Regions from separate parts of the Homo sapiens genome. Here region 1 is linked to region 2. Evidence: chromatin contacts called from ENCODE Hi-C or POLR2A ChIA-PET data. All regions are on one chromosome and are shown on one strand. The core of a region is the stretch at or near the end of the contact, and the rest is flanking DNA. Distances in the headings are between cores, read along the strand shown.

Region 1 (3,487 bases), core at 334-2,833, 47 kb after region 2:
AACCAAGGTGCAGAATCGAGGAAGAAAATGAGGGAGACCAGGATTCATAGAGGAGCTTCCTTCCTCTGGGGAGGAAAATCCCAGGTGGAGCAGCAGGGTCTAGCCGAAGCCCCCAGGGTCTGTGGCTCCTGAGAGGTGGATTTGCTGAGGAGAGAAACCTGGACCCAACACTGAAAAAGAGCTAATGTGATGACAGAGCCCAGAGTTTAGGCATGGCAGTGGCCCTGGCCCATCCCAGAGGGAAGTGGCCGGTCAAACAAATGCTAGCAGAGAGGGAAGGACATGGGTGTGGAAGGGAGGGTAAGCCTCTTCTCCTTCATGAATTATCAGCTCACACCTCTTCTCAGCTCACACCAGGAGGCCTGGCACAGGACAGTGAATCATGCCCAAGAAACTGCCTTGTGGCTTCCTGCCTTCCTCCCTCCCTCCCTATCTTTCCTCTTTTCTTTTCTCTTTTCTTTTCTTTTCCTTTCCTTCCCCTCCCCTTCCTTTCTTCCTTCCTTTCTTTCTTTCTTTCCTTCTCTCTCTCTCTCTTTCTTTCTTTCTTTCCTTTCTTCTTTATCTATCTCTGTTTCTTTCTCACTTCCTTTCTCCCTTCCATGAACCTACAGCTCTATTCAGGAGAACAATGACTGTCCATTGACTTAACACCCATGATAACCAGGCACTGTGTGACGCTGAAGTAGAACAAGGGGCTTTCAGAACCTGGTGGAAGGAGCTGGGCATCAGGTTCAAGGGAGTAACACAGTCGTGGAACATTGGGAAAGGAGGAGCTATTCACATGCCTGAGATGTAAGGATGTCTGGATTTTCCAAGGGCCGCGTCTAGTAAGAGAGTGTGTATTGAGGGCAACTCTGAGTTAGTGACTTGAGGTTCATCCTGTAGTGATCAGAGGAAATGGCTGGTGTATGAACCTAGGGAATCAGCACGCTCCTCTTCCTATGTCACTCCTGGAGAAGAAAGATACCACAAGAGGCAGGGTCTTCAGGGCTGAGCCACAATGTCACACAGATCCAGTCAATCCTGCCTGTCCATCTCAATGACATCTACTATCCCTGATCAACACGGCACCTTAAGGCGCCCTTCACAGTGAAAGCAACTTATTTCCAAAGCAGGCATTTTGCCTTCCATTGCTCCTCCCAGGTCCAAATCCAGTAAGAGACTGAAAATCAGATGATTCACTTATTCTGCACCATCCCCATGGCCTCGCAGAACCAGAAATGCCTATTGTTATTTCCATGTCCACTTCAACCATGAGGAAGCCCAATAGGACTAATCTGGCTAAAGATTAGGGCCCAGGCCAAGAGGCCTGGCTCGTTCTAGTCCTAGGAGCATGGTACTTCCTCCTAATTTAATCCATTGCCATTCAAGAAGACCTTTGCCCACAGCAACCACACCACAAAGGGTGGACAGTGAGTCAGGCCCAGGTGACATCACTGTCAGAGCTTAAGTGACAAAAAATGTTAAGCCAGAGATACTTATCACAAAAGCTGGAATGAAGTTAGAGCAGTCTTTTAAAAAATCCAATTTTCTTAAGGCAGGGCTCATTTTCTATATAAATACCAGCTAACAAGAGACTCTTCACCAGATCCCAGAGGCTGAACACCTCGACCTTCTCTGCACAGCAGGTGAGTCTCCGCATTAGGAACACCTTAATATTCTCCAATAGTTTCTTTATTTTGATTGAGATCTCTTTGCTATGCAATGAATATATTTATTTTAAATGCAATAACGACTTTTGTTTAAGGTGACCTTATACATATTTTGACTTTCCACTCAGATTACAGGTGTGGAACTTAGGATCAGAAAAGGGGAGTGATTTCTGTAAAGGCTTGCTAAGTTAGCAAGACAATATACCCACTTCAAGAGCACTCTCCTGTCAACATGTATTGAAAATTTTTAATATAGAAGGCACTACATTGGCAATTTTGATGATCAAAAGATAAGTTTTTCTTTATTGCATGAATGTATAATCCATTAGAAAACATATACTTGACTAAAATTTGCAAACATACAGCATGGGGAGTGATTAGCAGAGAGGGAAAGCAAGTATCATGCTGTGGCAAAACGAGGAAGGTGAGAGCATCAGGAAGGACAGCCATGAGAGGTGGGCATGTGTGGGGAGGCAGCGATGATGTGGAGAGCCTGCCAGAGAGCATGTGCAGCAGGCACAGTGTGAACAGAGGCTCCCAGGTGGATTGTGGGAGCCTTAGGGGGAAGTTTAGATAAGAGTTCTCCTGGGAGAACTATCGCACTCTATAAGGAGGACATGAGTGAGTAGATTCTAGACTGCTGACCTTAAAATCTTTCCAACTTATGGAAAAACTGAGGTGTCACATCAATCTTCAGCCAATGACACACAGCCAAGAGTGGTATTAAAAGTGATTTAATCAGGGAAGAGCAAGAAACATGCATTTCTTTTCACTCAATTCCTCAGATGATCCCTGAGCAGCTGAAGACCAGAAAAGCCACTAAGACTTTCTGCTTAATTCAGGAGCTTAGAGGATTCTTCAAAGAGTGTGTAAGCGAAAGCTTCAGAGTATATATTTGCATATTTGTATGTGTTTTCATGTTGTACGTAGGTTTTTAGATGTACCAGGAAGAAAAGAAGCATAAAGAAAGGCTCCATTTACACGATGTGGAAGAAATCAACTTTACCTTATTCTCTGGAAGATAAGTGGGGATCACCAAAGCATCCCATGATCTCAAATTCAGGGAAAAAGAAAGAAAAGAGAGGCTCTCAGTTCTGAAGGAGAATGAAATGACAGATATTTGTCATTAAACTGGGCTTCATTCCTACTTAATCAAAGCACTGAATTAGCTGTTTTGTCTCTAGGTCCAGCATCCTTTGAAGCATGAGTTCTTACCAGCAGAAGCAGACCTTTACCCCACCACCTCAGCTTCAACAGCAGCAGGTGAAACAACCCAGCCAGCCTCCACCTCAGGAAATATTTGTTCCCACAACCAAGGAGCCATGCCACTCAAAGGTTCCACAACCTGGAAACACAAAGATTCCAGAGCCAGGCTGTACCAAGGTCCCTGAGCCAGGCTGTACCAAGGTCCCTGAGCCAGGCTGTACCAAGGTCCCTGAGCCAGGTTGTACCAAGGTCCCTGAGCCAGGCTGTACCAAGGTCCCTGAGCCAGGTTGTACCAAGGTCCCTGAGCCAGGCTACACCAAGGTCCCTGAACCAGGCAGCATCAAGGTCCCTGACCAAGGCTTCATCAAGTTTCCTGAGCCAGGTGCCATCAAAGTTCCTGAGCAAGGATACACCAAAGTTCCTGTGCCAGGCTACACAAAGCTACCAGAGCCATGTCCTTCAACGGTCACTCCAGGCCCAGCTCAGCAGAAGACCAAGCAGAAGTAATTTGGTGCACAGACAAGCCCTTGAGAAGCCAACCACCAGATGCTGGACACCCTCTTCCCATCTGTTTCTGTGTCTTAATTGTCTGTAGACCTTGTAATCAGCACATTGTCACCCCAAGCCAT
Region 2 (3,798 bases), core at 405-2,904:
CTTATATCCTTATGGTGTGGGGGGCTGCGTAAGCAACCAGGGTGGTGCCAGGGCATGACAGGAAGGGAAGTTGGTGTGGCAGCCATTGGCCACCTATTACAAAATATTTTTAATATTTTTAAAACCATGGATTCAGTAACATCTGTGCAGACCGGCATGTAACTTCTGAATATCAGCCCTGTGCACACTCACTCTTGCACATTCACACGTTTGTCCACATACACTCATATTCCCACAAATATACAGCTCATTAACCCTCACATGAGAGCTCACCACACACCAACACACACTCACATGCGGTCAATCACACTCAAGTATGATTACACCCACTGACACACACTCACAGACACCCAGATGCACACACACACTCACACTGTAATTCCCACTGTTGAGCATGGCCCCAGAACATCAAATCCAGCTCTACTCCTGTGACCTAGTGACTTGTCCTCTCCCCTTTCTCCAGGCCTCTGCCACATTCCAGCAAGGATGTCTCACCATCTGGCTTGAGTGAAATTTCCACAGAACAGAGGTCTCAGGATGAAGAGTGTGATGCTGAGGGCTTCGAAGGGGGTATGCCTTCATCAGAGAAGTGCTTGTATACATATTCTCTTTATTCTGCTCCAAACAAAGAAATTCCATGGAAGATGGCATGGTAGGGTGCAGGAAAGAGAGTACCTACACATCTTGGAGTGTGACAGACCTGGGCTCAAATCTCCTCTTCCTTACTTTTGTATTAATCTTGGCCAACTTAACCTTTCTAAGCTAAAAAATGAGAATAACTTGAACTTCAAGTCCTAAATTTGAAGCTCAGAGTTTCTGACAGCAGTGGTGTTCTATCTTTCCCTCATGCCCTCCTCCACAAGCCCCAGGGAAAGGGAACCCCACTGCTAGATGCACATCCTGCTGTGTATGCCCAGGTTGTGGGGAGCAGGGGGACCCTAGCTGGTAATGGATTTCTGCAATGAAGCTTCAGCACTCGGCAGTCAGTCATCCTTTGAAGGAAGCCCTGCCTGTGGGTGCGGCCAGCTTCAGTGTGCTCCACCATCTCCTGCAGGTTTGTACGTGTGCCCTGGCAATCTGACATTCCTGGGAGAATCACAGATGCCTGGCACTGAAGACGCCCTGGGCGTGGCTTATACCCACCTATGCTGAAACTCCTCCCAGTCACTTTGGGGCTATCAGTTCGGCATGCCATGTTTAAGTGTGTTATTGTTGTCTGGGGGTCTTGTTCATACGCAGAGAACAGTCATTGTTTTACCCCAGACTCCTGACCCTTGATATTTGGTCCTCTGTCTTCTGGAATTTTTATGTCAACTCTCAGGAATTAGACTATGCAGCTTCCATCTCACTCTTAAATAAAATAAAAAGGGAACCATTTTCCCTGTCCTGGGCTCTCCAGGCAGCCCTTTGGCTCAAGTCTCCTCTGCCACCAAGGGCCGATGATGTGTGTGACATGAATGCTCATCTTCGGTGGACTTAGGAGACACTGGAGCTCTGAATTAGGAGCACTGGACAGAGTATATGAGAGCTGAGTATTGTCTTAGTTATTCTGCTGTTCTTCTGCGGGACCCAGGACAAGTCATTCCCTTTTCCCAGTGTCCTCACCTGTACATGACAATGTTGGACTTCCTGAACTATTTCTAAGCTTCTTTCAGTTCTGACTCTGTATGAGGTGACTCACGCTAATCTTTGTGTTTAATCTCTTCGCCTAATGATTCATCATCATGGAAAACCCTAAAAGAGGTAAGTCTGGGGTTGAAGGCCACCAGATGCTTCTGCATGGAGGCGTAGAGAAAGCTTAGCTAAAACATGCATCTGTATTTGAAGAGCACTCGGGCTTAGGACTAACTTTCCTCCCTCCAGGGAACCAACACATCCACCTTCCGGGGCCAGGTGTGTGTGTGTGTGTGTATGTGTGTTTAAGCAGCAATTTACTACTATAAGCAAGACACTATACTGGGATCTTAATACTTATCTTATATAATATACATTACTACCATATAAGTAAAAAATTTAATTTTGCAAATGAGGAAAGCAAGAACCAAAGAGGTTATAAACTTTGCCAGCTGAAAGAGCTGAGAGTCAAATATAGATCATTCTTGGCACAGAAAGACAAATACCACATGATCTACTTATGTGTGGGATCTAGAAAGTCAAACTCATGGAAGCAGAAAGTAGAAGGGTGGTTACCAGAGGCTGGGCATTGGGGAAGGACTGGGGAGATATTGGTCAAAGCAATATAAAATTTCAGTTTGATAGGAGGAATAAGTTCAAGAGATCTATCCTACAAGTGATGACTACAGTTAATAATGTATTATACACTTGAAAATCACTAAGAGTAGATTGTGTGTTCTCCCCACAAAAAAAAAAATCGTATGTGAAGGTACACATATATTAATTAGCTCAATTTAGCCATTCCACAATTTATGCATATTTCAAAACATTCTGTTGTACACAATAAAGATATACCACATTTGTCAATTAAAAATAAATTAAATAAAATTCCTTTAAAAATTTAAAAAGAAGAAAAAAGTCAACATTAGAGAAACTGGAAGGATATATAAAACCGCTTTGTACTATTTTGCAATTTTTCTGTAAACCTAAAATTATTCCAAAATAAAAATTTGTTAAAAATAACAAACAAATATAGATCTGTCTTTCATATAGGCCCACCCTTTTTTTTTATTATACTTTAAGTTTTAGGGTACATGTGCACATTGTGCAGGCTAGTTACATATGTATACATGTGCCGTGCTGGTGCGCTGCACCCACTAACTCGTCATCTAGCATTAGGTATATCTCCCAATGCTATCCCTCCCCCCTCCCCCCACCCCACCACAGTCCCCAGAGTGTGATATTCCCCTTCCTGTGTCCATGTGATCTCATTGTTCAATTCCCACCTATGAGTGAGAATATGCGGTGTTTGGTTTTTTGTTCTTGCGATAGTTTACTGAGAATGATGATTTCCAATTTCATCCATGTCCCTACAAAGGACATGAACTCATCATTTTTTATGGCTGCATAGTATTCCATGTTGTATATGTGCCACATTTTCTTAATCCAGTCTATCATTGTTGGACATTTGGGTTGGTTTCAAGTCTTTGCTATTGTGAATAATGCCGCAATAAACATACGTGTGCATGTGTCTTTATAGCAGCATGATTTATAGTCATTTGGGTATATACCCAGTAACGGGATGGCTGGGTCAAATGGTATTTCTAGTTCTAGATCCCTGAGGAATCGCCACACTGACTTCCACAATGGTTGAACTAGTTTACAGTCCCACCAACAGTGTAAAAGTGTTCCTATTTCTCCACATCCTCTCCAGCACCTGTTGTTTCCTGACTTTTTAATGATTGCCATTCTAACTGGTGTGAGATGATATCTCATAGTGGTTTTGATTTGCATTTCTCTGATGGCCAGTGATGATGAGCATTTTTTCATGTGTTTTTTGGCTGCATAAATGTCTTCTTTTGAGAAGTGTCTGTTCATGTCCTTCACCCACTTTTTGATGGGGTTGTTTGGTTTTTTCTTGTAAATTTGTTTGAGTTCATTGTAGATTCTGGATATTAGCCCTTTGTCAGATGAGTAGGTTGTGAAAATTTTCTCCCATTTTGTAGGTTGCCTGTTCACTCTGATAGTAATTTCTTTTGCTGTGCAGAAGCTCTTTAGTTTAATTAGATCCCATTTGTCAATTTTGGCTTTTGTTGCCATTGCTTTTGGTGTTTTGGACATGAAGTCCTTGCCCACGCCTATGTCCTGAATGGTAATGCCTAGGTTTTCTTCTAGGGTTTTTAT

Evidence for each region. Hi-C counts contacts between places; a loop is a spot of excess contacts on that map. ChIA-PET counts read pairs that join two places held with the same protein, here RNA polymerase II (POLR2A). Pooled maps may share reads with other maps.
Region 1: a loop to region 2 is called in a pooled map, with 5 times the contacts of the local background. The contact joins the promoter of SPRR3 here to the enhancer-like site in region 2. A Hi-C loop is called at or near these places in 1 of 168 maps with a recorded cell type or tissue (PC-9) and 1 of 50 pooled maps. POLR2A ChIA-PET finds 5 or more read pairs at or near these places in 1 of 52 experiments (MCF 10A).

What each region holds. Positions count from the first base shown.
Region 1 is chr1:153,000,166-153,003,652 of GRCh38, forward strand. It overlaps SPRR3 (small proline rich protein 3), which reads left to right and starts at 1,584. Exons shown (of 2, transcript NM_001097589.2): 1 at 1,584-1,628; 2 at 2,837-3,487. The coding sequence starts at 2,856. The coding sequence ends at 3,365.
Region 2 is chr1:152,952,902-152,956,699 of GRCh38, forward strand. No RefSeq gene overlaps it. Among named protein-coding and RNA genes, the nearest start is that of LINC01527, 5.6 kb to the left of the region's middle. Within about 2 kb of position 1,655, at least 2 of the 41 ENCODE cell types and tissues checked have a DNase peak (open chromatin) inside an H3K27ac peak, as active enhancers do; they include PC-9, where a contact is called at or near this core.